2 separate regions of the Homo sapiens genome follow, and region 1 is linked to region 2. Evidence: read pairs that join two places in POLR2A ChIA-PET (ENCODE). Cell type or tissue: A673. All regions are shown on one strand. Links, peaks and the distances in the headings refer to the core of each region. The heading gives the core; the rest is flanking DNA. Region 1 holds the start of LOC124903636 (a long non-coding RNA gene). Region 2 overlaps C16orf96 (chromosome 16 open reading frame 96).

Region 1 (4,385 bases), core at 280-4,279, 91 kb before region 2:
ACGAGGTCAAGAGATCGAGACCATCCTGGCGAACATGCTGAAACCCCATCTCTACTAAAAATACAAAAAATTAGCTGGATGTGGTGGCACGTGCCTGTAATCCCTACTACTCGGGAGTCTGAGGCAGGAAAATCCCTTGAACCCAGGAGGCAGAGATTGCGGTGATCCAAGATCACGCCACTGCACTCCAGCCTGGCGACAGAGTGAGACTCTGTCTCAAAAACAAAACAACAACAACAACAAAAAACACAAAAAAGGCTGGGCACAGTGGCTCACCTTGTAATTCCAACACTTTGGGAGGCCGAGGCGGGCGGATCACTTGAGGTCAGCAGTTTGAGACCAGCCTGGGCAACATGGGAATACCCTGGCTCTACTAAAAATACAAAAATTAATTGGGTGTGTTGGCACATGCCTGTAGCCCCAGCTACTCAGAAGGCTGAGGCACAGGAATTGCTTGAACCCAGGAGTGGGGAGAAAAAGGAAATATTAGGGGACATTTGTTAAGTTTATATTTTTTTCTTTTCTCTTCTTTTTCCTCTTTTTTTGAGACAGAGTCTCGCTCTGTGGCCCAGGCTGGAAGCTGGAATTCAGTAGTTCAGTCATAGCTCACTGCCGCCTTTACCTCCTAGGCTCAAGTGATCTTCCCACCTAAGCCTCCTAAGTGGATGTGACCACAACTGCATGCCACTCCCTCCACCCCCGTCTGCCTACCAGCTAATTCAAAAAAATTTTTTTTTGTAGAGATGGGGTCTCCCTGTGTTGCCCAGGTCAGTCTCAAACTCCTAGGCTCAAGCAATCCTCCTGCCTTGGCTTCTCAAAGTGCTGGGATTACAGACATGAGCCACTGGGCTCAGCCATTAATTTTAAATTGCAAGTGACATATTCTTTAGTTTATTAATCAGCACCATATGATGTCACAGTTTTATAACTCATTTATCTCATTTAATTCTCATACCCACCTTGTGGAATTGTTATCACTGTCCTTTACAGATGAAGAAAGAAACTCCAAGAAATTAAGTAGCTGGCCCAAGTCCACCCAACTGGGATGGGCAGAACCAGGGTTTGCTCTTGGTTGTGCCTTTCTACAGCCTGTGCCTTAACCACATCTATGTGCTGCCTCTTGGCCTCTGTGTGGCCAGTAGATTCTCTCATGGCTAGGCTCATCTTAATTAACATTTGTTGGGTGCCTACTATGGCTCAGGCTCTAGAGATCATTGTAAAATCCAGTCCACTGCCCCAGCTCCTCGTGTGTCTTTTGAACACATTAGTATTGTGCTGTGCAGAAAGGACTTCTGTGCATATGCCTGCTATTACACTTGTTGAACCCAATTTCTACAAACTTTCATTCAGATGGAGGGATTCAGTCTTCTTATCATATAATACATACAGAAATACAAATATTTAAATATTTATCTAAATTAATAGTCACATATGCCATTTATACAGTTAGTGAGTTACAGCCAAGTGACAGTTGTGATGGGAGGCTGTGTCTGGGGAGTTACATACTGGTGAGGAAACTAGAAAACATGGCTGTCGGGCCGGCACTGTGGCTCACGCCTGTAATCCCAGCACTTTGGGAGGCCGAGGCGGGTGGATCACGAGGTCAGGAGATCGAGACCATCCTGGCTAACACGGTGAAACCCCGTATCTACTAAAAATACAAAAAATTAGCGGGGCGTGGTGGTGGGCGCCTGTAGTCTCAGCTACTCAGGAGGCTGAGGCAGGAGAATGGCATGAACCCGGGAGGTGGAGCTTGCAGTGAGCCGAGATAGCACCACTGCACTCCAGTCTGGGCGACAGAGTGAGACTCTGCCACAAAAAAAAAAAAAAAGAAAACAAGGCTATGAAAATTTAACACATTGACTGGGCAGGGTAATGCATGGTGATCTGTTTTCTCTTCGCTCCAATCCTGAAAGGTTTCTTTGAAGAGCTGGAGTGTCTAGAAAGCTTTCCTAGAAAGCTAGTGTACATTTTGCTAAGTAATCACTGTGTCACTTAGATTTTCTGCTCTTTAAGTGTGGTTATGAGATGTGTTCCAAACAATTTGTTACTAACCATGAAGTTGATGAATGCTTTGCCTTTAAAAAAATAAGTTTGGGTGGGGTGCAGTGGCTCATGCTTGTATTCCCAGCATTTTGGGAGGCTGAGGCAGGCAGATCGCTTGAGTCCAGGAGTTTGAGACCAGCCTGGACAACATGGTGAAACCCTGTCTTTACTAAAAATACAAAAATTAGCCAGGTGTGGTGGCGTGTGCCTGTAGTCCCAGCTGCTTTGGGGGCTGAAGCAGGAGGATCACTTGAGCCTGGGAAATCCAGGCTGCAGTGAGCTATGATCACACCACTGCACTCCAGCCTGCGTGAAAAAGTGAGACTGTCTAAAAAAAAAAAGTTTGGCCAGGCATGGTGGTTCATACCTGTAATCACAGCACTTTGGGAGGCCAAAGTGGGAGGATTGTTGAGGCTAGGAGGTCAAGACCAGTCTCGGTTTGATTGGGTTAAACATTATCCCTGTAAGTTGGCTCTCATTCTGAGAAGTTGTTTAGAGTAGAAGAGAGGGCTGCATTTACAGCTAATTGCTAGTAATTTCACATCATCTGCAATATATTTTCTGGACACTCTGCCCGACTAGTCCTATGGGACGTTGTCATTCATGTGCAAATCAGGCCCTATATACTAAGGGAGGAAAACAGTTGAGGACCTCCTTTTTTTAGGCACTCTTGGTGCCTTGTGCATTAAGATAGTGAGTCAGAGGATAAGAAGGAAGCAGATTCCATTCCCCTTACCACTCTTTGGGTGTAGGCAGGGCCTGCTGGTAGTGCTGGGAAAGCCGACCATCCTTCTTTGAGCAAGTCCAATAGCTGCTGCTGCTAGTTCTGTCCCACCATAGGCACAGTCTATGTAGGATGAGCCAACCATATGTGGAGTTACTGGTTCTTGGTCTGGGCTTGTTCCTTTCCCCAATTTCAGTCCCCACCAGAATCTGGGCAGTCATTGTGAAGAAGCCTAGGAATAATACCTTACTCTATAGGCCTGTGGAAACGTGTAAAGATACCTTGCAGGCCCAGAGTGAGAAATTGGAGCCACCTTGTTCGATTGACCAAAGGCTTGTCCTATGGAGTTACTAATTTTACAGGAAGTTTATGTTAACATACTTTCTATCCATTGCACTACCATTTCTGAGGCACAATATATTTCAGTAGGCAGAAAGATAGAACTGCTTAGATTTTAAATACTCAATACATGCTTGACACAGTTTAGTCTATTTCTCTTCAGTTACTATGGCAGTGGGTGCTATAGAGATGTGCAGACCCTATTGTGACCTCCCTTTGGTATAGGGATGCTCTGGAGCCCCTGGCTTCATTGTCCACTAAGGTCTGGCAGGTCTGATTGCCTCTTTTCAGGCACTGAGTGGTGGGGTATGCCATCCTCCCCTGCTGGAACCAGCCTTGGCCTGCCCTGTTAGTCATCAAAAATAGATCTCACCAGGGAACAATCTTCTCAGGTTGTTGTGTAATTTGAGTGAGCCAAGGTGAGTGTTTTAGGGACAAGCAGCATCAACTTCGGAATCTTCAACTGGGCCTGAGCACTTATTTCTCAGAAATAATAGAATCTTGCTCACTTTTCTTTCTTTTTTTTTTTTTTTTTAGATGGAGTCTCGCTCTGTTGCCCAGGCTGGAGTGCAGTGGATCAGTCTAGCTCATTGCAGCCTCCACCTCCTGGGTTCAAGAGATTCTCCTGCCTCAGCCTCCTGTGTAGCTGGGATTACAGGTGTGCGCCACCACGCCTGGCTAATAATTCTATTTTTAGTAGAGTTGGGGTCTCACCATGTTGGCCAGGCTGCTCTCGAACTCCTGACCTCAAGTGATCTGCCCGCCTCGGCCTCCCAAAGAGCTGGGATTATAGGTGTGAGTCACCATGCCTGGCCTCTTGCTCACTTTTCATACTAAAACAACAAATTACAGGCTGTAGTTTAACCTCTCTACTGCATGCATAAATGCAGTGTGGTACGAGTGCCTCTGTAGCCCATAACTTCAGTTTCCTTGTTGCTAGCAGTCTGTGGTGACACTATACTAATCTCACATGCAGGAACCAATGAGGATTAGCCAGGGACACAGGAGGAGTCACCTTGCATTCAGAATGACTCAAGTTTAGTCTCAACTTGACCATTAGCTCTCTGAGTGATCTTGCCCATGTTAATTCTCTTGATCTTAGTTTCTTCAGAGCCAGTGAGACATTGCTTGAAAGTGACTTAGCCTGGTATACCCAGGTCTGTCAGACTTATAGTCTGGTGCTCTCTTGGGTGAACTTGAGGGCCTTCTGCCAAGGCAGGAATGGCTTCTTTTAAAAAAAAATTATTTTATTATTATTTTTTTTTTTGTAGAGACG
Region 2 (4,385 bases), core at 292-4,291:
CCTAGTTACTTGGGAGGCTGAGGCAGGAGAATTGCTTCAGCTCAGGAGGCGGAGGCTGCAGTGAGCCAAGATCGCACCACTGCACTCCAGCCTGGGCGAGAGAGCAAGACTGTATCTCAAAAAAAAAAAAAAAAAAAAAAAATAGGCCAAGAAGACCAGATCTAAGATTTACAAGAATTTAGCATATGACCACTACAGGAAGGATGGATTACTCCACAACCAGTGTTAGGAAAACCATTTCAAGGAATAACAGTAAGTCTTAAGTCCGATAGCAATCCTCTAGATGACACAAGGCAGTAGCACGGTGACAAATGCAGGATGGGAGCAAGATCTCATGACTGTGTCTCTGTCTTGCTCTCCACCATGTGACTTACATGTAAGACTTAGGTTTCCCAGTGTCGTTTTGGGTCTTGCTCTGTCCCCCAGGCTGGAGTGTAGTGGCCTAATCATGGCTCAGTGCAGCCTTGAACTCCCAGGCTCAAGTGATCCTCCCACCTCGGCCTCCTGAGTAGCTGGGACTACAGGCGTGTGCCACCATGCCTGGCTAATTTTTTTTTTTGAGATACAGTCTCGCTCTGTCGCCCAGCCTGGAGTGCAGTGGCGCAATCTTGGCTCATTGTAACCTCCGCCTCCCGGGTTCAAGCAATTCTTCTGCCTCAGCCTCCTGAGCAGTTGGGACTACAGGCGTGTGCCACCATGCCTAGTTAATTTTTGTGGTTTTTTTGGTTTGTTTTTTGTTTTTGTTCGAGGCAGAATTTCACTCTGTTGCCCAGGCTGGAGTGCAATGGCGCAATCTTGGCTTACTGCAACATCTGCCTCCCGGGTTCAAGTGATTCTCCTTCCTCAGCCTCCCGAGTAGCTGGGGTAACAGGCGTTTGCCACCACACTCGGCTAATTTTTTATTTTGAGTAGAGACAGGGTTTCACCACATTGGCCAGGCTGGTCTTGAACTCCTGACCTCAGGTGATTTGCCTGCCTCGGCCTCCCAAAGTGCTGGGATTACAGGCGTGAGCCACCGTGCCCAGCCAATTTTTTTGTATTTTTAGTAGAGATGGGGTTTCACCATGTTGGCTAGGCTGGTCTCGAACTCCTGACCCCAAGTGATCCACCCACCTCAGCCTCCCAAAGTGCTGGGATTACAGGCATTAGCCACTGCGCCCAGCCAAAATAATAAGATTATAAAACATGAATATAGCCTGGCATGGTGGCTTGCACCTATAGTCCCAGCTACTGGGGAAGCAGAGGTGGGAGGATCACTGGAGTCTGGGAGGTGGAGGTTGCAGTGAGCTGAGCTCGCACCACTGCATTCCAGCCTGGGTGACAGACTGAGACCCTGTCTCAAAAAATAAAAATAAAAAGCATAAATAAGGCCAGGTTTGATGGCTCTTGTAATCCCAGCACTTTGGGAGGCTGATGGGGGAGGATCCTTTGAGCCTAGGAGTTCCAGATCAGCCTGAGGCAACATAGTGAGACCCCTGTCTCTACAAAAAAAAAAAAAAAAAAAAATCCAGGTAGGTGGTGTCACCTGCAGTCCCAGCTCCTCTGGAAGCTGAGGCAGGAGGCTTGCTTGAGCCTGGAAGGCTGAGACTGCAGTGAGCTGTGATCAAGCCACTTTACTCCAGCCTGAGTGACAGAGCAAGAGCCTGCCTCAAAAAATTAAAATAAAAAAATTAAAATTAAAATAAAGAGGAGGTAACAGAGACTCAGCAAAGAAACGAGCCCAAGCCTGCTGGGCTGGGAGGGGGCCTGGAGTGGCTGTGGTTCAGAGCCCAGGCTTTGGAACAGACGTGCCTAGGTTTGAATCCTGATTCTGCCACCTGCTGGTTGGATCAGTTCCCTGCGGTTGCTGCGGCAAATCACTCTTGGGGTTCTGGAGGCGGGAATTCTGAAATCAAGGTGTCATAGGCTGTGTTCCACCTGAAAGCTCAGAGGGGCCTCCTCGCCTCTCCCAGCTTCTGGTGGTTCAAGGTGTCCCTTGGCTTTGGAGCAACTTGGATGGAGGCCGGGGTCATTATTCTAAGTGAAGCAACTCAGGAGTGGAAAGCAAAGACTGCATGTTCTCACTTGTAAATGAGCTAAGCCATAGGTGTGAAAAGACAGACCGAGCAGGATAATGGACACAGGAGACTCAGGATAATAGAGAGAGGGAAGGATAGAAAACTACATATTGGAGCCAGGCGCGGTGGCTCACACCTGTAATCCCAGCACTTTGGGAGGCTGAGGCAGGCGAATCATTTGAGGTCAGGAGTTCGAGACCATCGTAACCAACATGGTGAAACCCCATATCTACTAAAAATACAAAACTTAGCCAGGCGTGGTGTTGGGTGTCAGTGACCCCAACTACTCGGGAGGCTGAGGTGGGAGAATCTCTTGAACCCGGGAGGCGGAGGTTGCAGTGAGCCGAAATGGCGCCACTGCACTCCAGCCTGGGCGACAGAGCAGATTCTGTAAAAAACAAAACAAAACAAAACATGTTAAAGATACCCATTCACTTCTGTTGACACCCCAGTGGCCACACTAAGCTATAAGAGAGGCTGTGAAATGGAGTCTTGATTCTGGGCAGCTGGGTTCCAGCTAAAAGTCCAGAGTTCTGTTCGTAAGCGTGAGCGGGACACCCGACAGGAAGAGAGAAGTAGAAGCCTGTTTGCAGCTTTGCAGGAACTATGGCCCGACCCTCTGGGGAAATGGAGGCTCTTCCCAAGCTGACCAGCTGCTGCTCCTATTACAATGGGGATGTAGTAATTGGAGAGAGGGTGGAATTCATGGGGGCAGTTGGTTCTTTGTGGAGTTGTGGGGATAGGACGTGAGGTTTTTCCCTAACGCTTGAGCACAGTGTGTGTGGCTGTGATAAGTGCTCAGTTCATAGTAGACTGGAGTTCCTGCTGGGACCCCAGGACAGATCAGAAGTAGTAAACATGCCTTAAACATCCAGGGAGCGAAATCGTCCACATTGGTTTGTGCTTTCCTTCCTTGGGTCTAACTCCCCGTGGAGGAAAGTTCCTATGATACCATCTCTGAGGGGACAGCTTGTCCCAAGTCGCACGTTCCTTCCCTTTTCATCTGGGCACCTGGAGCCCTTGAGCCTGAGTCTTGTAACGCCCATGCCCACCTGCCTGCTGTCCACACGGCCTGCTATCCCTCCCCAGCATATGGTAATGGTAGAGGTGGGAGGTTGACATTTTATCCTCAAGGCTCTCCAGGATGGCAGACATGCCTGTGCTTCTGTTCTTAGACTCTCCAGGCTCAAATCAAAAGACTGGAAATGAACAAGGTGAATAAGAGCACGATGGAGGAGGAGCTGAGAGAGGTGAGTGAGCAGAGGTTCCTCTGCCTTCCCTGCTCCCCTACCCAGGGAAACGGCACCATCCAGGCAAAGCCCACCAAAGAGTCTTCCAGAATTTCCCTCCCCCTTTGTTCATATTGAAACCAGGAGTTGGCTGGGCGCAGTGGCTCATGCCTGTAATCCCAGCACTTTGGGAGGCCAAGGCGGGTGGATCACCTGAGGTCAGGAATTCGAGACCAGCCTGCCTGGCCTACATGATGAAACTCCGTCTCTAGTCAAAATACAAAAAGTAGCCAGGCGTGGTGGCAGGTAACTGTAATCTCAGCTATTTGAGAGGCTGAGGCAGGAGAATCACTTGAACCTGGGAGGCAGAGGTTGCAGTGAACCAAGATCATGCCATTGCACTCCAGCCTGGGCAACAAGAGCAAAAACTCTGTCTCAAAAAAAAAAAAAAAAAAAGAAAGAAAGAAAAAGAAAGAAAAGAAAGGAAAACAGGAGGCACATCAACTCCCATTTTCAGCAATTGAGGATTATTAACACTCTACTTGAAAATCACACATCAGCTGTGCACAGGGTGGCTCATACCTGTAATCCCAGCACTTTGGGAGGCCGAGAAGATAGGATCACTTGAGGCCAAGAGTTTGAGAACAGCCTGGGAAACATAGGAAGATCACATCTCTACAAAAAAATAAAAAAATGAACTGGGCATGATGGAACATGCCTGTAGTCCCAGCCACTCAGGAGGCTGAGGTGGAAGGATCCCTTGAGCCCAAGAGGTGGAGGCTGCAGTGAGCTATGATTGTGCCACTGCAATCCAGCCTGGGCAACCTTGAACAAGATCCTGTCTCAAAAAAACACATAATAATAAAATACATCAACTTCCCTGTTATAGGAAAACCTTGGCTTTGATCTCGAGATCGTGTTTGAATCCACGTAGACCCCAGGGTTGCATTTAAGCCAAGGCTAAAAGTCCAGAGTCCCAAACTAGAAGCATCAGACCCAAGGGGTGTGATGTCTCCCAGCTTTGCCTTCCTCCATCCCAGCAGCCATGCCTCCCTGAACTCCCTGTCTCCCTAGAAAGCTGACAGGAGTGCCCTGGCAG

What was found. Peaks named below come from ENCODE experiments on the same cell type or tissue, not always from the same donor. Only the 100,000 strongest peaks of a DNase experiment are listed, where the experiment ranks them.
Region 1: POLR2A ChIA-PET joins it to region 2 with 6 read pairs; 9 of 35 experiments call an interaction of 5 or more read pairs at or near these places.

The regions. Positions count from the first base shown.
Region 1 is chr16:4,492,500-4,496,884 of GRCh38, forward strand. The region is part of intron 1 of HMOX2 (heme oxygenase 2); the gene reads left to right. LOC124903636 (a long non-coding RNA gene) reads right to left here and starts at 3,191. Exons shown (of 3, transcript XR_007064964.1): 1 at 2,783-3,191. RefSeq lists a silencer at 1,388-1,577. In A673, for the core only: no CTCF peak of the experiment used is centred there; a DNase peak (open chromatin) is centred at 2,732; H3K27ac peaks cover 701 bases.
Region 2 is chr16:4,583,807-4,588,191 of GRCh38, forward strand. It overlaps C16orf96 (chromosome 16 open reading frame 96), which reads left to right. Exons shown (of 16, transcript NM_001145011.2): 8 at 3,233-3,307; 9 at 4,361-4,385. Among named protein-coding and RNA genes, the nearest start is that of UBALD1, 29 kb to the right of the region's middle. RefSeq lists an enhancer at 1,345-1,845. In A673, for the core only: a CTCF peak has its summit at 1,834 (motif pointing left); a DNase peak (open chromatin) is centred at 1,795.